3 separate regions of the Homo sapiens genome follow, and all the other regions are linked to region 1. The links are chromatin loops, found by intact Hi-C in ENCODE. Cell type or tissue: B cell. All regions are shown on one strand. Region 1 overlaps LOC105376808 (a long non-coding RNA gene). Region 2 overlaps PADI1 (peptidyl arginine deiminase 1). Region 3 holds the start of PADI1 (peptidyl arginine deiminase 1).

Region 1 (8,000 bases):
ATTGCAAAGCTGGAACACTTCACCCAGGTGGCTACAGCTAGGAACTTACACGATCACAGTTAAAAGTTTGCACCATTTATTTCAGCAAACACCTTTTACGAATCAAAAGACAAGGGCAGGGATGGTGCCTCACGCCTGTAATCCCAGCACTTTGGGAGGCCGAGGCAGGTGGATCACGAGGTCAGGAGACCAAGACCATCCTGGCCAACATAGTGAAACCCCATCTCTACTAAACATACAAAAATTAGTTGGGCATGTTGGCGCCCCAGCTACTCCGGAGGTTGAGGCAGGAGAATCGCTTGAACCCGGGAGGCAGAGGTTGCAGTGAACCGAGATCGCGACACTGCGCTGCAGCCTGGTGATAGAGCGAGACTCCGTCTCAAAAAAAAAAAGAAAGAAAGAAAGAAAGAAAAAGAAAAGAAAGAAAGAATCAAAAGACAAAGTGTTAATATTCTTAATAAACAAGGAAACCTTATAGATAAATGAGTAGTAACTCAGTAGGAAAATAGGTAAAAGTCACAAAGAGGCAAGCCACATAATGTAAAATCAATTCAACAATGATTCATTGAGCCACTACTGCATACGAGGCATGGCTCTAGACACTGGAGGTACATGATGAACAAGACAAGGTCCCTGTTCTCATGGAATGGCCTAGTGAGGCGAAACAGGCAAGCAAATAAACATATATCTCTCCTATGGCAGGTATATGGAGCAAAGTAAAATAGGGTGATCTGATAGAGGTGACACAGCTACTCTAGAAGGGGTGGTCAGGAAAGGTCTTGCAAGGAGGTGCTGATAACTGAATGCCAAGAATGGGCAGCCATGCAATGGCCAGGGGGGAAAGCCTTCCAGAGGAGGGACCGGCAAAGATAGTGCAAGATCTCCAAGAAGGAGTGAGCCAGGAATATTTAAGAAGCTAAGAGGAGGCCAGCGTGGCTGGAGAGAAGTGGGCAAGGAGGAAAGTGTAGAGTACGGGACCGGCTGGAGCGTGCGGGACTGTAAGCGGGGGACAGAGTTGAGATTTGAGTGAGGCAGGAAGACCTGGGAGATTTTAAGCAGGAGAAGGGTGTGATCTGGTTACGTTTTCAAACTATCACTTTGGCCACTGTGTGGAGAGTCGACAAAAATGAGAGCAGAAGCAGGGAATCCAGTTAGGAGGCCCCTGAATTAGCCCAAGGGAGAATTGACAAACACTTGGCATAAAGTGGAAAGGGTGGAGGTGGAGGTGCAAGCATTCAGGATGTTTTAGGGATAGAAATTGATGGGATTTGCTAATCATGGACTGGAATTGGGGATGAGAGGAAACTAAGTCTCAAGGAAACTGTGTATACATATTTTTTGCCTTGAAAAATTGGTGGGTAGATGGTGGTACTTCTTCTTAGGTGGGAAAATGGCAGAAGATGGGCAGGAGCTGGTTTGGAGAGAAGTTTCAAAATAATAGTAAGAGCTCACATTTACCAAGTTTTTCCTCTGTGCCTGGCTTGCTTTACATCAGGGAGTTCTCAATCTCTACGTTGTTGCTATTTGAGATGAGATCATTTTTTGCTGTGGAGTTGTCCTATACATTGTGGGGTGTTAAGCAACATCTCTGGCCCCTACCCACTAGACACCATTAGTGTGCATGCAAGTATACATGTGTGAGCGTACACACACACACACACACACAGAGAGAGAGAGAGAGAAAGAGAGAGAGAGAGTTGGACAACCAAAAAATGTCTCCAGACACTGCCAAAAGGCCCACTCATCATTCCTGGTGAGAACACTGCTCTACATGGATTCTCTTCTGTAATCCTCACAACCACTCTATAAAGTCCATGCTGATAGTATCCCCATTTTACAGATGTGGAAACTGAGGCCCAGAATACTTAACTTATCCAAAGTCATGAGTCTTTATTTTTGGCCAAGTTGGGCTTGAGTGCCCACTGACCATTGCTACGGTATAAATGTGTCTCTCTGAAATTCATGTTGGAACCTAAGACCCAATGTGATAGTATTAAGAGACGGGACCTTCAGGATGGGATTAGCATCTTTACAAAAGGGCTTGAGGGAGTTGATTTGCCCCTTCCAACTCTTCTGTCATGTGAGGACACAGCAAGAAAGCACCATCTTGGAAGCAGACAGCAGTCCTCACCAGACACTGAATCTTCTGGCACCTGGATCTTGGACTGCTTGGCCTCCAGAACTGTGAGAGGTAAAGTTCTGTTCTTTATATATTACCCAGTCTCAGGTATTTTTGCTACAGCAGCACAAACGCACTAAGACAACCATTCATGAAGAGAGCTCCAACAGGCAGGTGTGTGCATGCCACTGAGGTGCAGGGGAGTGTCAGGGTGAAGAGGGAATCTGCAATTGGGAGTCCCTGGTGCCTGGATGGGACTTTCACTGTGGAACTGAATGAGGTCACCTAAGGAGAATATACCATCCCCTCTCTTCTTTTGAAAAACTTCATTTCTCCTGTTATCTCTGCTTTCTCTTGCATTACCAGTTTCTCTCTTTTCCGAATCATTCCCATAAGCAAACATAGAGCGTCACTGTTCCTTGGTGTCACCTCCCCCTCCAGTGCCTGCCCAATTTCTCCACTCTCTTTCATAGCAAAATTCCTTAAAGAGTTGGTACAATCCGTCTCTTCAAAATGTCACCTCTCATTCTCTCCTCCACCCACTCTAACAAAGCATTCATCCCAACACTCAACTAAGACCTCCAGGCCATCAAATCCAATGGTCACTCCTCTGTCCCCATCTTACTGGCCCTCTTGGCAGCTTTGGACACAGTTGTCCTCCCTCCTTCTTGAAGCATCTTCTTTCCTTGGCTTCCATGACACCACACTGTCTCGGCTCCTCCTCTAAGTGTAGAAGGGGCCTAGGGTCTGGTCCTAGCCCCCTTCGCTTCCCTATTTACATGAAAGAAAAAATATGGATGGCCAGTACACATTGAAAATTGTGCTCAGCTCCAATTATAACCAAAGAAATGCCCACTAAGACAAATGAGATCTACTTTTAATCTAACACGATAGCAAAGATTCAAAAGATTAATTATACTCAGTATTGGCATAGATATAGAGAAACAAACACTCTCATTTGCCATTGGTGAGAAGATAAGTAGTACCATCTTTTTTTAGAAGGCTTTTTCTCAATATTGATCAAGAGACATATAAAATAGAATGATCAATCCTATACTTTGTTTTAATCTTTTCTATTGACATAATTTCAGACTTACAGAAAAACTGCAACAATAATACAAAGAATTCCCAGATACCCTACCCATCATCCACATCACCTAGATTCCCCAAATATCATCTTACTACACTAGGATTCTCCCTCTCCCTCTCTCTCTGTTTCTCTCTCTCTTCCCAAAATATATATATATACACTCACACATGTATGTATCTGTGTGTGTATATATACACATATGGATATATGTACATACATACACATACATATGGATATATGTACATATGTATGCATACATACGTATATGTGTGTATATATACACACATGTGCATATATAATAGTTTTATACTTTTATACTACATATGTATATATTTTTCTGAACCACTTAGTGGCAAATTGCAGGCATGATATTCTTTACCATAAATACTTGAGTGTATATTTCCTAAAAGTATGGAATTATCTTAGATAACCAAAGTACAAGAATCAAAGTCAGGAATTAACACTGATACAATACTACTATCTAATCCACAGATCTCCTTGGGATCTCACCAATTGTCAACATGGTGCCCGTTTTAGCAAAAGTAAATCCAATATCATATATTGCCTCCAATCATTATGTCTCTGTAGTTTCTTTTAATGTGGAACAGTTCCTCAGTTGTCTGTTTCATGACTTTGTCATTTTTGGAATCCAGGCAAGTTATTTTATAGAATGTCCCTGAGTTTGAGTTTGGTAGATTCATTCTGGCATAAACACTTTTGTCTTACTCTTCCCTCTGCCTGGAATATTGGTTTCTTGGCTTTTCAAGCTGCTTTCTTCTCCTCCTCCTTTGAGTCTCCCTTCAAATATCACCCCTTCCAAAGAGCCTTCCTACTAAATAGAATTACAGTCAATTCTCAGAAAAAAAAAATTGGCCAAATGATCAAGAAATGTGATGTTTTAGACCAGGGGTCGGCAACTACCGTGAATGAACTAAGAATGGTTTTTACATTTTTTTTTAATGGTTGGAGAAAAAAAACTGAAAGAAGAAAATCTTGTGACATTCTCATGAAAATTAAATGAAATTCAGTTTTAGTGTCCACAAATAAAGTTTTATGGGGACACAGCCAGGCCCGTGTGTTACATTTATCTGGGCTGCTTTCCTGCTACAATGGCAGAGCTCAGTAGTAGGCACCGAGAGTCACTGCTCTCATCTCTTTGTGTGGCTGCTCAGCACACTACGAACCACATGCCACAGCTCCAAGTCGACAGCATGCACATCGCTGTGGGGCAGTATTTTCTTTTTTTATAACCAGTGCATACACGTCATGTCAAAACAAGAAGAGTGGACTTCCAATGTTGTACTTTTTAAAAATACATGATAATCATGTGGCAAAATACACGCAACATAAAATTTACCATCTTCTCTATTTTTAACTAGATAGCTCAGCAGCGTTCGGTACATTCACGTCATTGTGCAACCATCAATGCCATCCGTCTCCAGAACTCTTTTCATTTTGAAAAACTGAAACCCTTTACCCATTAAACAAGAACTCCCCATTCTCCCCTCTCCTCCAGCCCCAGGCAACTACCATTCCACTGTCAAAAAATAACATTTCAATGAATTGAGTTGACTCATTGGCTTTTATTATTGATTCATTAATTAGGCAGCATCCCATTGATGAAATAGAAAAAGACATCCCAATGAGAAGAGGGGGTTGTCTTTGGGGGCACAAAGTGGCAGAAGGGGAACAGAAACAAGGAACAAAGAGTAGACTGGGCATTTCAAAGTTACTTTTCTTGTAGGATGAAAGCAGAGGGGACTTCCTTATCACATCAGCTCAGGTTGACTGGGACCTTCTCTGCTGGTTGCTGTAAATCTGTTTGTTTTTTTTAAAGCTGACTGTTTTAAGGGTCAGTTTGATTACGTGGCACCTAACATGAGTGACTCCACTCTGGGGTCTAGTACAGGAGCTTAGTCCAAAACAATGGCCTCCAGTAAATTTTATTTCACCCTACTTTCTGTCTCTATGATTTTGACTAGTCTAAGTACCTCATAGAAGTAGAATTCTATGATATCTATCCTTTGGTGACTGGCTTATTTCATTGAGCATGATGTCCTCAAGGTTCATCTACATCATACCATGTGTCAGAATTCCCTTCCTTCCTTTCTTTTTTTTTTTTTTTTGAGATAGAGTCTCGCTCTGCCCCCCAGGCTGGAGTGCAATGACACAATCTCGGCTCACTGCAACCTCCGCCTGCCAGGTTCATACGATTCTCGTGCCTCAGCCTCCGAAGTAGCTGGGGTTACAGGTGTGTGACACCACACCCAGCTAATTTTCTGTCTTTTTTTTTAGTAGAGATGGGGTTTCACCATGTTGGCCAGGCTGGTGTCAAACTCCTGGCCTCATGTGATCCACCCGCCTCAGCCTCCTGAAGTGTTGGCCACTGCTTCCAGCCATTCCTTCCTTTTTAAGGCTGAATAATATTCTATGTATGCATATACCACATTTTGTTTATCTATTTATCCATCAATGGTGGAGTGTCACATTTTTAAGGCCCAGCGAAGTGTGCATTATTTTGTTATCCAGTTAGATAGCAAGACATTGTGCTTATTAGGCAATGACACTGCATCTGTGCCAAAAGATTTTAATACATGTCTCGCTCCATAATATCTAAAATATTTACTCTCTGGCTGTTTATAGAAAAAGTTGGCCAACCCAATTCTTGTTTTACCCTGGCTTCATAGCAGTCATGGAACTGGACCTGTAGTCCCACTTAGTTGCATGCCAACAAATACCAACTCAAATGCTCAAACTTTTATCTGAAACTTTGTGTGGGCTTCCCTGCAAATGCACTTGACTGTTTCCTCCCAGCTTTTCCCGTTCAAACCTGACTCAGAACCACCCCTAACCCCCATCTCCACCCACAAGCCAGGCCTGTTGCTATGGTTTGAATATTTGTCTCTTCCAAAACTCATGTTGAAATTTAATCCCCAATGTGGCTGTACTGAGAGGTGGGGCCCTTAAGAGGTGATTGGGTCATGAGGGCTCTGCCCTTATGAATGGGTTAATCCAGTCATGGATTAGTGAATTAATGGGTTAATAGGTAACCCATCAATTGATCCATTAAGTGATCATGGGAGAGGAACTGGTGGCTTTATAAGAAAAGCAAGAGAGGGCTGAGCTAGCCTGTGAGCACTCAGCTTCTTCACCAGCTGATGTCCTGCACCACTATGGGACTCTGCAGAGAGTCATCAGCAGCAAGAAGGACCTCACCAGATGCAGCCCCTTGGCAATGGACGTCTCAGCCTCCATAACTGTAAGAAATAAATTCCTTTCTTTGTAAATTATCCAGATTCAGGTATTCTGTTATAAGAAACAGAAAACAGACTAAGACACCTGTCCTTTCTTGCCCAAACAGTCTTTCTGTAAATACTTCCTGATGCCTCTTCTGTACCCAGCCCTTGGGAAGTTGACATGAGAGGCAGGGTGATACTTATGCACCCAGACCTGTCCCCCTGCCTTCCCCACCCACATGCTCAGCACCTTCCTGAAATTAATCATAGAATCTTCAGATTACATGATCTGAAGTGCTCAGACTCTGCAGAAGGTGTGAATTATACAAGCTCTGAGCTTTTAAGTTCTCTTAAGCTTTTTGTTTCTTTTTCTTTTTTTCCTTTTTATTTATTTATTTATTTATTTATTTATTTATTTGAGATAGAGTCTCACTCCCTCTGTTGCCCAGGCTGGAGTGCAGTGACATGACCTTGGCTCACTGCAACCTCCACCTCCCCGGTTCAAACGACTCACATGCCTCAACCTCCCAAGTAGGTGGGACTACAGCCATGTGCCACCATGCCTGGCTAATTTTTGTTTTTTTAGTAGAGATGGGTTTTCACTATGTTGGCCAGCCTGGTCTTGAACTCCTGGCCTCAAGTGATCCACCCGCCTCAGCCTCCCAAAGTGCTGGGATTACAGGCGTGAGCCACCGCACCCAGCTCTCCTAAGTCTTTTAGTATAAGTTTAGAATGGAAGAAATGCAGGAACTTAGGCCCTGAAAATGTTAGAATTAGGGAATCTTAGGGTGCTAAATTGTTAAAATATAAAAACCATTAAAATGGTGGAGTTATTTAACCAGAATGTGTTAAACTTGCAGATTCTTAGAACCATGGAAAATCAGAATGTCCTGGGTGGAGGGGATCTTCTAGAAGCCAGGAACACATGTCCTATCTGGGGCACAAATCCCTTCTGACCCCCAGCAGCCTTCTTCTCCCTGCCTGATTCCCGTCCAAGGGTCTTATTGCTCAGGCATGCTCTGAGCTTCCTAGCTGCTGCGACCTTGTCTTCTGGCCACTGGCTGCTGCCCAAGGTGCTTCACAGCCCAGCCCTATTTTCCTTCCACCCTCTCCATCCACTCCTTAAAGACACCAGAAGCCAGACCTGTCTTCCTGCCTTGCTCCCGTGGTCTCCTCTGCCCAGCTTGCCCTTCCCTTCACTCCTCACCTCCCCACCTCTCCCTGTTGAGAGGCTAGCCCCTTGTCAAGGGTCTCCCCAAACATCACCTGCACAGGGATGTGCTCCTGTGTTCCTGAGTGGCTGTCACAGCCCTCCTTTATCCTCATGCCTACAAATCACCTCATGTCTGCAAATCCCTTCAAGTCTTAGAGCCTCAGTCTCAGCTTCTGTCAAATGAGAAGAAGAAAAGTACGCCCCTCAACGGGTTGTTGTGGGAATGAAATTCGGTAACACAGAAAATACTTAGCCCAGGGCCTGACACAGGAGAGGTGCTCAGCCAACATGAGCTAAAGACCTCAGGAGGCATGCTGGCTCCAGAGCCCTGGCTGGTTGCAC
Region 2 (8,000 bases), 96 kb before region 1:
CTCTGCCAGGACCTAGAGGCTGGAATCTCCCCATGAGGAGTCAGGAAAGCACACTGACCCTCCCCACCTCCTGCAACCTGCATCCTGATTCCGACATTCACTTCCAACCCTGATTCCATGCCGATTCCGACATTCACTTCCAACCCTGATTCCATGCCGATTCCGACATTCACTTGCAACCCTGATTCCATCCCGATTCCGACATTCACTTCCAACCCTGATTCCATCCCGATTCCGACATTCACTTCCAACCCTGATTCCATCCCGATTCCGACATTCACTTCCAACCCTGATTCCATCCCGATTCCGACATTCACTTCCAACCCTGATTCCATCCCGATTCCGACTTTCACTTCCAACCCTGATTCCATCCCGATTCCGACATTCACTTCCAACCCTGATTCCATCCCGATTCCGACATTCACTTCCAACCCTGATTCCATCCCGATTCCGACATTCACTTCCAACCCTGATTCCATCCCGATTCCGACATTCACTTCCAACCCTGATTCCATCCCGATTCTGACATTCACTTCCAACCCTGATTCCATCCCGATTCCGACTTTCACTTCCAACCCTGATTCCATCCCGATTCCGACATTCACTTCCAACCCTCGGCTTGTCCCAAGAGAGGGATTCAAGCTAAAGACCGCAGTCTGAAGAAAGAGGGTCTATCCCCATCCCGGGGGACCATCCCTGCCAGCTGCCAACACCCCAACATCCTTTCCCAAGAGGTTAATGGGCACTTGGGCCAGGCCCACCCCGATAGCATCGCTCAGGCCCTTCCCAGTTGAGATCACATCTGCTCATCTCCTTGTCAGCTGCCCTGTTAATGAGAGTCAGCGAGGCCACCGCCCACCCCACCTGCACCGCCTGACACAGGACCCCCACTGGGGAGCAGCAAGCGAGGGGCTGTGGTGGGGAACACAGCAGGCAGCTGAGACCCAGAGACAGAAGCCTGAAACACTTGGAACCAAACCACGCTTTCTTTTTCCATCTGGGTGAGAAAAAAAAAAGTGCTTTGTGGCGGGGCATCCTATGCTCTGTAGGATGTTTAGTGAAATCCCTGGCTTCTACCCACCAGATGCCAGGGGCATGCACCTCACTGCGGCAACAAAAATCCCCTGGGGGCAAAATTGCCCTGGTTGAGAGCCACTGATGGGAATGTTCTCTATATTCACAAAAACAGACACTGGAGAGGTCCGCAGGGCCCTCCAGCCTCTGCACCAGCCTGCCCTGGGCCAGGGAGTGCTTCTTCTCAGAGCCCCGCAGACCCCCCAGCAGGACCCTGCACAAGGGCTCTCACCATGTCTGGGAAGAAGGCTTCCGCGTAGAAGTTTTTCAGGAAGAAGAGCTGGGGAATGTCCACGATGTCACTCTCTGCCAGGCCCAGCTCCCGCTTCAGCACATTACGGTTCCAGTCAATGCATTTCTGGGGAAGGAGGCAGCTGGGCAGCCCAGGACTAGGAAGAGCATAACACTGGCCAAGCACCTACTGTGCGCTGGGCCCGTGTGGAGCCCTCTGGGCCCGCTAGCTCCTTCAAGCCTCACAACAGCTTTGTGCAATAGAAACCATTGCTGTCCGGGGGAAACTGAGGCTCAGGCAACCTGCTCAAGTGCACAAGGCTAGGATGTGCCAAAGCTGGGGTTCGAACCCAGGCAGTTTCTGGATGCAAATGTTCTTGTCAGCACAACACACTGTCCCAGCCCCAGCCACAGCATGGCTGATGCTCCTGTCCCTTCTCAGCAGCTTAGGAGAAAGCGCTGGGCACTACCGGGAAGGGGTAAGGGCCCTCCTGCCATTAACTGAGCACCGACTCTGTGCTAGCCCCTTCGCCTTGCATGGGGCAGGCATTTTTTATCCTTGGGGTGAGCCCTGCCCCTTCCTGACACCTTGCTTCACCTGTTCCCACAGGATCCCCCTGAATCTTACCCACCCCACCTCTGGGCCCCTCAAGGTCCTATTTCCCCACCGTGTCTCTCGCATTTCACCAGACTTCTCAGATGAGAGGCTCAGATTTGCTTCTGTGAAAATAGGTCATTGCCCCAGCGTGGGGCCGGGTCTCCCTCATTAGGCTGGGAGCTCTCTGAGGGCATGGCTCTGTCTCTTCCATCAGACTGTGGGTTCCTGAAGGCAGAGGCTCTATCCCACCTGCAGGCCCCAGCAGCCCCCAGGACCATGAGAGCTCCAGCGCTGAATCTCTGACCCAACCCAGTTCCTGGGGCTTCTTCTCCCTGGAAGGGAAAGGACCCCTTAGAGCAGCTGGTGGTCCTGCCTCTCACCTGTGCATGAAGATTGTCTCTCTGGAGGTGTCTGTCTGCCAGCATCTCATTAATGCTTCTTTTTGCCTGGTGTTTTAACCCTGCAAGAAGAGAAAGACAGTACATAGCTCAGGGAGCACTGCCTGGAGGCCGTCTTCAGCCTGGGGCTACATAATCCAGGCCAGGATTTCCCTCCTACCTCAGTGCCAGGGTCAGAAGCCAGGACAGAGAAAGCCAGAGACTGAGAACCCCTGAAGGGACCAAGCCATGGCTGCAAGGAAAACCTGGTGATGGATAAGGAACCCCTCAGGAAGTGACTCTGGACTTGGAGCCTAATAATTATGGCACAGCTACCATTATTGAATGTCTGCCATGCTCTGGGCATCCTACTTAATGTATTATTAATATTTAAAGCAACTATAGGAGGGATTAATTATCATCTACAACTCAGAGAAGAGGAAACTGAGGCACTGAGAGGTTCAGAACACACCCTTGATACCACAGCCAGCAAATGCCAAGATCAGGATTTGAACTCAGGGCTATCCTTGTGGATGTCTGCACCACATCCATTCCAATGCTCTATTCCCCAGGTATTCCCCAGATGAGAACACTGAGGCTGTGATAAGGAGGGGAGATGGGCCAACCAAGCCCTTGGAGGGTCTGTTAGCTCCTGCAGGAAGCTCTGCAGAGGGGCCCTGACCAAGCCTGGCTTCTCCTCCTTCCTCTCTCAAGGCCCCAGCCCTGCTGCTCCCTGGCTGCATAGCCCTGTCCAAGCCAATTCACCTTTCTGAGCCTCAGTTTCCACTTCTGTGAACAGGGATAAGGAAGAGGGGAGAGAGATCAAAGGGGAGTGAGAACAAGAACATGCCTGGCATTGACCGGCACCTGGGGCACTCATGACTTCCTGTGCCTTTCCTCTCCTGGGGTGTGGCCCAGGAACTCCCCCACCCATCAGAGGACCTGGGGACCCAAGAAACAGAGAGTGGGTGTTGGGTTCTGAGTCCAGCTGAGAGATCTGCAGGTGCAGGGGCTGTACCCAAGGATGGTGATGAAAGGGCAGGGTCCCCCAGGGGTGACCGGGTCATTGGCACTCACCATCAAACTGGGCTGCCTCCCCATAACCCTCTTCTTTCTTCTCTTGGAAGAGTTTGAGGCAAGCGCTGGGGCTAGCCAGGAGCAGCCGGAAGCCCTGGCACGGAGGGAGGGAGAATGGCTCAGTGGACAGGGTCCCCTTAGACACAGGAGACCCCAGACTCAGGACTCAGGAGGGGCCTGACAGTTCTTGGGACTCCCCTCTCCCACTCGGTCTACACCCCAGCCACAAAGCACTGTCTGCAACTCTCCCAGTCCTCCAAGCAGGTTCCCACCTCCAGAACTTTGTCTGTGCTGTTCTCCCTCCCTGGACGCCCTTCGCATTTTGCCCACCAGGGCATTCTGATTTCTTCCTTCAAGGCCCAATTCAGGGCTGGGTGTCGTGGCTCACGCCTGTAATCCCAGCACTTTGGGAGGCCAAGGTGGGCAGATCACCTGCAGTCAGGAGTTTGAGACCAGCCTGGCCAACATGGTGAAACCCTGTCTCTACTTAAAATACAAAAAATTAGCTGGGCATGGTGGTGTAATCCCAGCTACTTGGGAGGCTGAGGCAGGAGAATCGCTTGAACCCAGCAGGTGAAGGTTGTAGTGAGCCAAGATCGCGCTATTGCACTCCAGCCTGGGCAACAGAGCAAGATTCTGTCTCGAAAAACAAACAAACAAAAAACAAACAAAATACCCAATTCAGATGTCTCCTCCTTCACTGTCAGAGCTGTCCCTAGCAGAGCTGTAACCACTGGTCACTGGGAAGCCTCCTCTCCCAGGCTGCTGGCTCCCTGGCCATGCCTTCCCAAGCCACCTCTGCAAGGCTTACTGTAGAGGCCCAGAACCCGGATTTGAATCCTATCCTGACACCTGCAGGCTGGGTGAGCTTGGATGGGTTAATTGCCCTTCTGAGCCTCAATTTCCTCGCTTGTAAAATGGGACAATAATAATTGCACCCACTTGACGGGCTTGTTGGAGGATTAAATGAATTAAAACATGTGAGTATCTGGCACATAGTAGGTGCTCAATAAATATTACCAATTATTATCAATATCATTCCTGACTATTGGATAAGGGATTTGGGTCCAAGCACAAATACCCTGGAAGTGTGAGGATGAGCGTGTCAGGGTGCCCTGACCCAGAAAATGTCCCAATCCAGAGCTTACTCGGGGCACAGGGTTGAGCTGGTTCCAGATGGCTTTGCCCTGACTCATCCCATCAGGTCAGACAAGGGCAGAGGTGGCTCAGGCAGGGAAGGAGGGGACGCACCTTTTGGTCAGAGGTAGGCACAAAGGTCAGAAACTCGTCCACATGGCCCACAGAGAGCCAGTCCGAGTAGAGCTCCACGGGTGCCTGCACCTGCTGTGCCTTCAGGAAGTTCCGCACTGCCCTGGCCATCTGCCGCCCACCGGACCTGGCCAGGAGGGAGAGGGCGGGCAGTCACCTTGTGCCTGAGAGGCATCAGGCCTTGCCTGAGTCATCATCAGATCTGCCACCAGGGGGCGGAATTGCTCAAAGAACGCTTTAAACGTGGGGCGTAGAGCGTGGAGAAGCCAAGACAGCAGAGAATGGACTGTGCATTTGTGTGTGCATTTGAGCACCTACTGTGTGCTGTCCTTAGGGTCCTCGCAGTAAGTGTCTTGTTTAAGCCTCCTGATGACCCTATGATATACATAGAAATACCAGCTCCAAGTTACATCTGAAGCGTGCTCGGCCAAGCTCTCTGGCCTCACTCCCCACTGCGCCCCTCCTTGCTCACTTGGCTCCAGGCCCACCAGCCTCCCTGCTGATCTGCTGTCTCCAGCCTGCTCTTGCCTCAGGGCCTTTGCACAGCTGTTTCTACACCCTGGAATATTCTCCTAAGTAGCCACATCTTTAACTGCCTCTTCTTTCTTTCCTTCTTTTCTCTTTCTTCCTCTTCCTTCCTTCCTTTCTTTTTTTCTTTCTTTCTCTCTCTCTTTTTTAATTTTTTTTTGAGACAAGGTCTCACTCACTCTGTTGCCCAGCCTAGAGGCTGGAGTGCATGGCTCACTGCAGCCTCAACCTCCCGTGCTCAAGTGATCCTCCCACCTCAGCCTCCTGAGTAGCTTGGACAACAGGTATGTGCCACCACGCACGGCTAATTTTTGTAATTTTTGTAGAGGTGGGTTTCGCCATGCCACCCAGGCTAGTCTTAAACTCCTGGATTCAAGCGACCCCCCCACCTCGGCCTCCCACAGCACTGGGACTACAAGTGAGGGCCACTGTGCTTGGCCTAACTGCCTCTTTTCCTTCAAGGCTTTGTTTAAACAGCAGACTCTCAGCAAAGCTGAGACAAACATTTATTGACATGTGCCACACACATGCTTTACCCAGGCTACCTCATTTAATCCTTATGACAGCCCTGTGGGGTTGGGACTATTACTGTCCCCATTTTACAGGTGAGGGAGTTGAGTCCCAGAAAATTAAAGTTATATGCATTTGTTCATGCATTCATACTATATTCATACATATGATTGGAGGTACTTATTTGTTTTGTTCACTTATTGTCTGTTTCTCTCTGCTGGAATGTTTGGTTGTCTGGTTTGTCCATTGCTAAGGTCAGAAACCAAGGCAGGGTCACTGGACAGCAGCCTGAGGTGCTAAATTTGAGTTTGGAGCCCAGGTAGAAGGAGACCTGGGTTCTGACCGTACTGCTAACTTGCTATGTGGTCCTAATACGTAGCCAACCCTTTTCAAACCTCAGGTCCTATCTATCCACCAAAGGCCTCATTCCTGGTTTTCAGTCCAACAGCCAATGGAATGGGGACACGTCCACACAGGAGACCCCTCACTTTCCCATGTGGGGTCCTTGCTCTGTGCCTGGGAGTTCCCAGAGCAGACCCCTGCACCCTTGAGAGAAGGTTCCTGGCTTGGCTCACTGGCTCGTGAGGCTTGTGGGAGCAGACAGGTAAGGATGTCCATGTGTTGCAGTGTGATATAGAGACTGGGGCAGGAGCCTGGGACAGAGAAGGGAGCAAAGTCCTTGGAGAACACCAAGGAGCCCCTCCCCTTCCTGAGTCTGCATCCTCTGAGCTCTCTGCCCCTGAGCCTGCATCCTCCGAGCTCTCTGCCCCTGAGCCTACATCCTCCGGCTCTCCGCCCCTGAGCCTGCATCCTCTGAGCTCTCTGCTCCTGAGCCCAGGTCCCAAGGATCCTGGAGGAGAGAACTGCCCCATGAGGCATCTGAACAGAATGGTTTCTCCCTGAACTCTGTCCCCAGCTGGACCCGCAGAGCCCCCTCCTGCCTGAGGTCCTACCGGTCCATCCCTGCCCATCTACATGCCACCCATACCGAGTTTTTTCGACTTTTCCTTTGAGCTGTACCTTCTCTGGCTTCCAGGCTTCTGCCTGAGCGCTTCCCTCTGCCTGCAACATGGTCCACTCCACACTACTTTGCCTCCTTCCTTCCTTCCCTCCTTCCTTCCTTCCTTCCTTCCTTCCTTCCCTTCCTCCCTCCCACTCTCCCTCCCTCCCTCCCTTCCTTCCTTCCCTTCCTCCCTCCCTCCCTTCCTTCCTTCTTTCCTTCCTTCCTTCCTTCCCTTCCTCCCTCCCTCCCTCCCTTCCTTCTTTCCTTCATTTATTTGTTTGTTTAGACGGAGTATTGCTCTGTCACCTAGGCTGGAGTGCAGTGGCTTGATCTTAGCTCAGCGCAACCTCTGCCTCCTGGATTCAAGCAATTCTCCTACCTCAGCCTCCCAAGTAGCTGGGACCATGGGCGTGCACCATCAGGCCCAGCTAATTTTAGTATTTTTAGCAGAGACGAGGTTTCACCATGTTGGCCAGGCTGGTCCCAAACTCCTGGCCTCAGGTGATCCACCCACCTTGGCCTCGCAAAGAAGCGTCAATATCGTTGGCTGCCCCTAGGAAGCCTTCTAGGACAACGCACGTGGGATGATATGTGATCCCCTCTCTGATCCATTGCTTGCCTGTCTCCCTCATTAGACTCTAAATCTCAAGGGCAAGCTCCTCAGCCATTTCTGTATCCCCAGCATTAGACTTTGGGCTTGGCCTATAGGAAGTCTCCATAAATATTTACTGAACTGGTAAATGAATGTATGAAAGAATGCACGTAACTTAACTTTTCCAAGCCTCAGCTTCCTTATCTGTAAAGTGGGGATAATGATGGTCTCAGTCTCACAGGGTTGTTGTAGAAATTAAATGAGGTAGCCTGGGGAAAGCACTATGGGTGTGACATGTAGTAGGTAGTAGCTGGTCAATACATTTTTCCAGTTAGTTCCAACCTGCTTTGAAGCAGCCCCACTACTGGGGCCAAATGAAAAATACCTAAGCATTCAAGAGGTGGTTGACACGAATTCTTTATCCCCAGTAATGCTGATTCTGTAGCTAGGACTGGGATTTTCATCAGGCCCGTTTTAAAGATAAGGAAACTGAGGCATGGAGTACAAAATAATTTGCTCATTTAAAATGCATCTGTTTTGTTCACTGATGTATCCCCAGTACCTTTAACTGTGCCTGGCATACAATAAATATTTTTAAGTGAATTAATTGAGTACCTATTGTGTGCCAGGCACTGTGGTATACACTGGTTTGGGGGACTCATCCCAAATCATGTAGCTGGCAAGTGGCAGGGCCAGGACTCAAACCCAAGTCCATCTGATTCCAAAGCCTGTGCTCCTTCC
Region 3 (8,000 bases), 64 kb before region 1:
GTTGAGGGAGGGCAATGGCTGATGTCCCAGACCCCTCAGCAGGCTCAGGCATTTTCTCAGGAGTCTAGAATCACACATGATGTGGCTGTGTCCTGTCTTCTCCCTCATTCACAGAAATCACACTAGTGGGTGCCTTATGCCCTGTCATTGCTTGGGGAGGGGCACGCCCAGAGAGCCCAGGCTGAGGGCGCAGGCTGAACCAGCTTTCTCCCAAGTGGAGCTCTGCCCAGCCAGGAATGGAGGCTGGAGAAGAGGGACAGCTTTCACTCACTGGTCTTCCCAGAAGAGATAAACAGGGGCTGGGGACCAGAATGTCCCTGAGAGATAGGGCCCTGAATTTAGAGTCCAAGTCGTGAGTCACCGATCCTCTCCCCAAAGCATGTCCGCATTCTGTGGATTGTGGAATTCCTCAAGGTAAAATGGAAAAAAATTGGCCGGGCGCGGTGGCTCAGGCCTGTAATCCTAGCTACTTGGGGGGCTAAGGCAGAGGATCACTTGAGCCCAAGAGTTTGAGGTTGCACTGAGCCATGGTCACACCACTGCACCCTAGCCTGGGTGACAGAACGAGACCTTGTCTCAAAAAATAAAATAAAATAAAATAAAATAAAAACTTAGGCAGGGTGAGATGGCTCACACCTGTAATCCCAACACTTTGGGAGGCCGAGGTGGGCAGATCACCTGAGGTCAGGAGTTCGAGACCAGCCTGGAAAACACGGCAAAACCTTGTCTCCATTAAAAATACGGGGTGGTGCATAACTGTAATCCCAGCTACTTGGGGGGCAGAGGAGTGCAGGAGAATCACTTGAACCTGGGAGATGGAGGTTGTAGTGAGCCGAGATCATGTCACTGCACTCCAGCCTGGGCAACAGAGTGAGACTCCATCTCAAAAATAAAAATAAAAATAAAATAAAATGGAAAAAATAAAGGTGCCAGCTTCGCAGGTACAAACAATAAGGGATGTCACTCCGAAGAAAACAGGCTCAGAGATGCTAAGTGACTGGCCCAAGGTCACACAGCCTGCAAAGACCAGCTGGAAGTAAAAGGGATGGGAGCTGAGAAGGGAAGAGAAGAAGGCTCAGAGTGAGGAGACATTCCAAGACTAGGATCCAGGAAATGCCAGGAAGGGGTAAGGAGGCGGAAAGCGGAGGGCCTGGGGGGCCAGAGGGAGGGGGAGAGATTCCCAGCCAGTCCCAAAATGGCAAGTGGCAGCTAGGACCCAGGGGAGCAGGGAGTTCCACAGAATTAAGGGGTGGCTGACCTCTGAGGCCCTTCGTGATGTCAATATTTTATGTTTCAAGAATGCTACCCTCTTCCATTCTGAGTCCAGTTTTTACAACCCCCGGGCCTGTCAGGGCCCTGTGGAACTTGCGGAGGACCCCAGCTTCATATTCTCCAGGGACCCTGAAACTTGAACTTTTAATGTCTCTTCTGGTGAATAGTGTTCTTCCTGCTGCAGTGACACAGTGACAGGACGGAGCAGAGAATGTGTCCAGCCAGGGGCCGGCAGCCTGTCGGTCGCTGGAAATTAGTGTCAGTGTCAATCCTGTAATTTTCCCCTGAGGAGCACAATTATGCCTCATTGTTCTTCTGTGCGAGTTAAAAGCATTAATTTACTCGATGTACACATTACACATACCACAAGTTTTCGAACTCTGTTTTGGCATTTTCATTTTCTGAAATACAGAGAATTCCAGAAAATGCATCTGAGAGGCCTGCAGAGTCCCTTCTCCCTATGCCCCTCCAATTCTACCGCTGTCTGATCCTGACTCAGTCTTGCATTGCTGCTTTTGCAGTGGTGGGGAAGGCTTGGGGGAAAGTGCAGGAGAATGTCCCTGTCTCCTACAAGGCCGGCCTTCTGCATCCCAAAGAATAAAGGTTCTTTATGGTCTCCAGCCTCAGGCTCTGGTTCTGGCCTCTGGGCAGTCAAGGAGGGCCACACAGGACCGCAGATGGATTCCTCACACTTCCCACCCCTGTCTTTATTGGCATGAGCCACCTGAACTCCTTAGGCAAGGACAAGGATAGCCAGGGCAGTCTGGCCAGATCCAGGGAATCAGGGTGGTGAGCTAGCCCACTGGGGTGTGGGGGTCAGTGTGGTGAGCTAGCCCACTGGAGTGTGGGTCATCAGGATGGTGAGCTAGCCCTCTGGTGTGGGGGGTGGACAGGGTGGTGAGCTAGCCCACTGGAGTCGGGGGTGGACAGGGTGGTGGGCTAGCCTACTGGGGTGGGGGGTGGAAAGGGTGGTTAGCTAGCCCTCTGGAGTCAGGGGTGGACAGGGTGGTGGGCTAGCCCACTGGGGTGGGTGGTGGACAGGGTGGTGAGCTAGCCCACTGGAGTCGGGGGTGGACAGGGTGGTGGGCTAGCCTACTGGGGTGTGGGGATGGGACCTGCAGCACATGCTGAGTCGAGGATTCCTAAGGGTTTCCTAGGCTGGGACACCCTGGGGCACACAATTACCCCAAACACAAGTGTTTCTCCAAATAACCAGTTCACACAGCCCCTGGGGGAATGAATCACTTCCTGTGATGTCATCCCTACACACCCATCTCCTGGAGGGCTCAGACTCCCAGCAGCTCAGGTGACTGGCAACACCTCCTCTTCTGGGGGCTTCCCCCCTCCCACCAGTAAGGCCAACTAGAAACCCCTTACTTGGCCTTAGCTAGAGTCAGACACTGGGTGAAGGGGTTGGGGAGGCCCCAAGTTCATCACTTGTCATCAAGTGTAACCCCTTCCTCCTGCTGCCAGCCCAGCTGCTGGAGTGAGCTTCAGGCTCCTCTTAAAAACCTTCCCAGGTTGACAATTCCATGCCCCTCTTTCCCTGCCCATCGCAGACCTGGCCAGCAGGAAGCTCTTCCTTATGCTGCAGAATCAACTTCTGTGTCCTAGTTTGGAGGCTCTCAGTAGCTATGACCATAGTCACCACCAACACCCAGGTGAAGGTTCCTGAAGGGCTCTTGGATGGAGGTGCCCTGTGTGCTCACTCAGGATCCCAGAGCAACCTCTGCCTCCCAGAGCCAACCAGAGCACAACAGCTATGAATAGCCCAGGCAACTTCCCGTTGCCCCTCCGCTGGGCCAGGGCCTGCATTTGAGGACGCTAAGGAGCTTTACAGACACCCTATGCTCCCAGCACTTGCAGTCTGAGCTGTCCTCGTCTCCTCCCATCCTCTCAGGTGTGAGGGAAAGGACAGATGCTGGAGAAAAGGGGACTCACAGAGCTACCAGAGCTGTGCGCACTGCCAGGGCACCCACGGCGCAAGGGGTCTTATACATGCATGGGCTCATTTATCTTCCCCTGAACCCATTATAACTGGTGTTATATTGTTTCTTCATTTTCAGATGTGGAAACTGAGGCTCGGAAGTGCAGCTCCAGCCACGCCTGGAGCCAGCCTGAGAATGGAGTGTGTTCAACTCCAGGGTCTGGGTACTTCACCTCCACAGTGAACTGCAGAGTGGACTCAGCTCATCTCATGGGGGCTCAGATGAGGAAATGAAACCCAGAGAGGACAAGTGACTTGGCCCACATCCAGCAGGAAGTCAGTGGCAGAGCTAAGACCAGGTCTCCCGGCTCCCCGTGAAATGTTTCTGGCCTTAGCAGCACAGTGTAGAGCCAGAGGTTCTGAAATCACCTTCTAGAAACAGCCATGCCCTCAGATGAGAGCAGAAGCCTGAAATAAGAAGAAGGGGGCCTGCAAGGGACCCTTTTCCTACTCTTGGTGTGAAAGTAGATTCCCAGATACAATGTGGGATGCCTAGTTAGATTTCAGCTTTAGTGGCCAGGTACGGTGGCTCACGCCTATAATCCCAGCACTTTGGGAGGCCGAGGTGGGTTGATCACTTGAGGTCAGGAGTTTGAGACCAGCCTGACCAACATGGCAAAACCTTGTCTCTACTAAAAATACAAAATTAGCCGAGTGTGATGGTGGGTTCCTGTTATCCCAGCTACTCTGGAGGCTGCGGCAGAGAATTGAACCCGGGAGGTGGAGGTTGCAGTGAGCAAAGATCTCGCCACTGCACTCCAGCCTGGGTGACAGAGCGAGACTCCATCTCAAAAAAAAAAAAAAAAAAAAAGAAAAAGAAAAAAAAGACTTCAGCTTCAGCTAAACAGCAGATTATTTTAGTAGAAATATCTCCCATGCAATATACTAAAAAAGCTTTTTGTTTTTTATCTGAAATTCAAACTTAACCAGGCATCCTGTATTTTTATTTGCTAAATCTGGCAAGCCTATGTTAACAGGGCAAGAGACAATGGGGTCTCTGCTGGCCACCTAGACCCGAGAGAACCAGCCCCCACAGCGGGGCTCCCAGCAGCAACTTAGAGTCAAGGTTTGGTTTCCATGGCTCCTGGTTTTCCTCCCCAGCCCTGCCACCGGGGTCACAGACCACTGCCCAACAGAGAAGCAGGAAGGGCTTCTCGAGCAGAGGATCACCAGAGGCCAGGTGGGCAGCTGGCCCTGGGCCCCACATACATTAACCAGACCAGCAGGTACAGGGGCTGAGTCCCAAGAGGGAGAAAGGAGCTCAGATCTCACCCAGTAACAGACCCCCAGCACCCAGCTCCTCTTTGAGGGAGACTCCCACCACGAGCCCCCTATCTGCAAGGGGTTCAGCCCCACCTGCTCCAGCAGGGATGGAATCCATAGACAGCCTCTCAGAGTTGGAAATGCCACCAGAGATCACCAAATCCAATTCCCTTAGTGGCCAGGTAGGGAAACTAAGGCTGAGTCCCCGAGTCCCCATCTGGACACAGCCAGCACAGGAAAGATTTGGGTCAACAGGAGAAGCAAATGCTACTGATGCCCCCTCAGATGTCATCATTGCCACCATCACCGCCATCATCGCCATCATCACTGTTCATCACCATAATCAGCGTCATCACCATCATCTCACAGCAAACATAAGTCCCAGCCGTCTTGCTCCAGGTTCTCTCTTCATATTAATTCATCGAGTATTTCCTAACCACTCCCTCCTGATTGGAATCAATCTAGTTATCTCTGGCTGACCTCCAAGGGTCAAGCTACCACACACGTCCCTTCACCTCAAAGAGATGGGGGCTTGGCAAGAAATTGAGGGAGGTGGGAACCAGTTCTCTTCCCCATCTTGAGCCATCTGATGTTCCACACAAGTTCTACCTAGGTGTCAGAATGCAGGGCCCAGACCCCAAAGCCTGACCCCAGGGCTCAGAGTTAGAAATCTAAGGCTGGACTCTTACCCAGGGGATTGAAGCCAATGTCCTGAGCCCAGTGCCCAGGAGCTGGGGCCCCAAGGAGGACCTGACTAGACCCTAGTTCCTTCCTTCCAGACTCCACAGCCAACTCCACCTTCTCTGCTATCTCCTGCCAGCATCCTTTCCAACGTGCCTGACTTGTCTACCAGGCACCCACCCCATTGACTTACACTCTAACCCAGCTCTCTGCAGCCAGGAGAGCGCCTCCCAGCTCTTACCTGTGAATGTCCACATGTGCCTCGACTCCCACCACACACACGGCATGGGTAGGCATCTTCAGGGACAGCTGCACAACTCTCTTTGGGGCCATCCTGTCACCTGGCTCCCAGCCTCCTAGATCAGCCCTGGCTCCCCAGCTCCCGTCCTGGGCACTTCTTTGCCAGGAAGAAGTGTGAGTTCTGATGGACTGGTGCCTCCTCCTCCCTTTAAATTTCACCCTGCGACCTGATTAGCCTGGCTGAGCCTGGTCCCCACCTCCTGGCTCCACACCCTCCTCACTCAGGGCTGTCAATCCAGGAGGTCAGGGGAGGAGGTGCCCAAGGCCTGTCTGGGAGATGGGGAAGGGGAGCTTCAACTGGGGGCCCCGGGCGAAGCAGGACTCACCTGCTGACAGGAGACCCTCCAGAGCTCCCCAGCAGCCTCTGCCCTCCCCTCCAAAGACTCCTGGTGCCTGAACCCCTATTACAATGATGTCAGTGTTTCTGTGGGCTGACTATGTGCGGGCTCTGCCTATAACCACCTGTGATCCTTATCAAACCTTTTAACCTCTCTGTGACTCAGCTGCCTCATGTGTAAGTTGGCAGCTGTAACAGTAGTACCTGTCCCATTGTGTTGATGTGGGAAAGACATGAGTTATGTGTAAGAAGATTAGCACAGCTCCTGGCACCTGTGTTCACTAAAACACTAACAATTATGACTTTTATCCTCATTTTGCAGGTAAGAGAACCATGGCTGCAGGTCTCACTGCTAGTAAGTGGTAGAGTTATAACTTCCACGCAGGTTCACCCGTCTCGCCACACAATACCACCCCCCAACAGGTGAGGGTAGGCCCTTGTGCCCAGACTCCACAGACAGCAGAAGCCACCCCAGGCAAGCATTCTTGGGGAGCCAGAGAGGAGGGAACTTGAAAAAGAGCTCAGAGCAATGACCTGGGAGCGTGGACTCATTTCTGAAAATCCCTCTTCTTTCAGCTCAGCACAGCAAGCTTCAGCCTGTTCTGAGGCTCTTTGTAGAACTTCATTTGTTAATTTGACAAGTGTTTGTTAATCATCTTTTATGTGTCAGGCACTCATTTAGGTGATAGGGATACAACTATGAACAAAAGAGACCATGATTCCTGCTCTGACGACATTTATATTCTGGGGGAGACAGACCGTAGGTGAAGTTAAATGAGTAAAGTGTGTATGACATCAGATGGTGCATTAAGGTTCTTCCCATTATCTAAGCGAGGGATGGCATGGCTTGGTCCCAGGGTAACAGGGAAGGTGGTGGGAAGTGGTTGGATCCTGAATGTATCTTGAAGGTAGAGCCGATGAGGTTTGCTGATGAGTTGGATGTGGGTGTGAGAGAGAGTGGTCAACGATCACTGGAGTATTTGGGACCCGAGCAACTAGAAGGATGGAGTTGTCATCAGAGAGATAGGGAAGGCTGCAGGAGGGCAAGCTGGGCAGGGAGCTTGGCCATTCTCTGTTGGACTTGTTCGACATGAGATGTCTGTTAGAGCTTGGGGTAGAGGTGGTGAATTGCAGGTGACGTGTTCCCTTCATATCGGGCATTGGGGGTGATGAGAAGAGCCGTTTGCTCTGGAATCGCAGGACACCCATCCTCAGTAATGTGGTCCTCTTCTTCCAGGGGGCTCTTATACAGAGTGGGAAAAGGGGCACATAAACCAGAACTCTAGTGTCCACAGGGCTGGGGTGGCAGGGCAGCAAAGAGCAAGAAAGAGAGAGAGAGAGAGAGAGAGAAACAGCCTTGCCTGAGGAGTTGTCAGTCTGATGGAAGATGTGGGGGACACACAGTCCCTGGCTGCAGGAACCCCAGCCTGATTAGGGAGGCAGGAAATAGTAAAATGGCATAAACATTTATTTGGTTACTTTTGATTTTGAAGATATTTTTGAAACCATCTTTCTTATTGCAAATGTTATTGATCTGCAAAGTTCATTACACCTGAAGTCACCAAGACAAAGTCTAATTTTACCCCATGGATACAGAACCCAGGGAAACAGGTGTTCAGGGATGGTTTTCCATCACCCAAACCCCAAACCTCAATTTACCAGGACCTCAGTCATTTTGTTTAACAGCATTTATTGACATAAACGTGTCCATTTCTTATGGAATGGAATGCAGAGTGGAACAAGCAGTTTCCTGCAGAGCACATGGGTGTGTTCCCATTAGAGAAGATTAAATGGATGGATGGATGGATGGATGGATGTGTGGGTGGATGGATGGATGGATGTGTGGGTGGATGGATGGATGGACAGACAGATGGATAGGTGAACGATAGGAAAAAGGGAGGCAGGAAGAAAGGCAGGCTGGTGCATAAAGAGCTGTCTAAAAAGATGATGATGATGATGATGGTGATGATGGTGATGATGACAACAATAATGGTGATGCAAACACATATATGGCCCTCACCATGTGCCACTGTTTTAAGACCTCTCCATGTATTCATTTACCTAATCCTCACAATAATACTGGGTGGCAGGTATCAATCAAGCCTGGAATGCCAAGTTCAAACAGACCACATGGATGTGTAGGATGTGCCCTTGGCCAGT

What was found. Peaks named below come from ENCODE experiments on the same cell type or tissue, not always from the same donor. Only the 100,000 strongest peaks of a DNase experiment are listed, where the experiment ranks them.
Region 2: it touches region 1 in a loop (5-fold over the local background); 9 of 110 quality-filtered maps call a loop at or near these places.
Region 3: a loop joins it to region 1, with 23 times the contacts of the local background. A loop is called at or near these places in 4 of 110 quality-filtered maps.

The regions. Positions count from the first base shown.
Region 1 is chr1:17,138,491-17,146,490 of GRCh38, reverse strand. It overlaps LOC105376808 (a long non-coding RNA gene), which reads right to left. Exons shown (of 3, transcript XR_947005.2): 3 at 7,536-7,831. Among named protein-coding and RNA genes, the nearest start is that of PADI2, 23 kb to the right of the region's middle. In B cell, no CTCF peak of the experiment used is centred here; DNase peaks (open chromatin) are centred at 4,620 and 4,990; H3K27ac peaks cover 280 bases.
Region 2 is chr1:17,234,067-17,242,066 of GRCh38, reverse strand. PADI1 (peptidyl arginine deiminase 1) reads right to left here. Exons shown (of 16, transcript NM_013358.3): 12 at 4,609-4,753; 13 at 3,358-3,451; 14 at 2,284-2,363; 15 at 1,307-1,432. Among named protein-coding and RNA genes, the nearest start is that of PADI3, 11 kb to the left of the region's middle. In B cell, CTCF peaks have their summits at 4,656 and 4,855 (motif pointing right); DNase peaks (open chromatin) are centred at 2,454 and 4,846.
Region 3 is chr1:17,202,754-17,210,753 of GRCh38, reverse strand. PADI1 (peptidyl arginine deiminase 1) reads right to left here and starts at 5,626. Exons shown (of 16, transcript NM_013358.3): 1 at 5,445-5,626. The coding sequence starts at 5,536. RefSeq lists an enhancer at 43-544. In B cell, no CTCF peak of the experiment used is centred here; DNase peaks (open chromatin) are centred at 2,533 and 3,523; H3K27ac peaks cover 301 bases.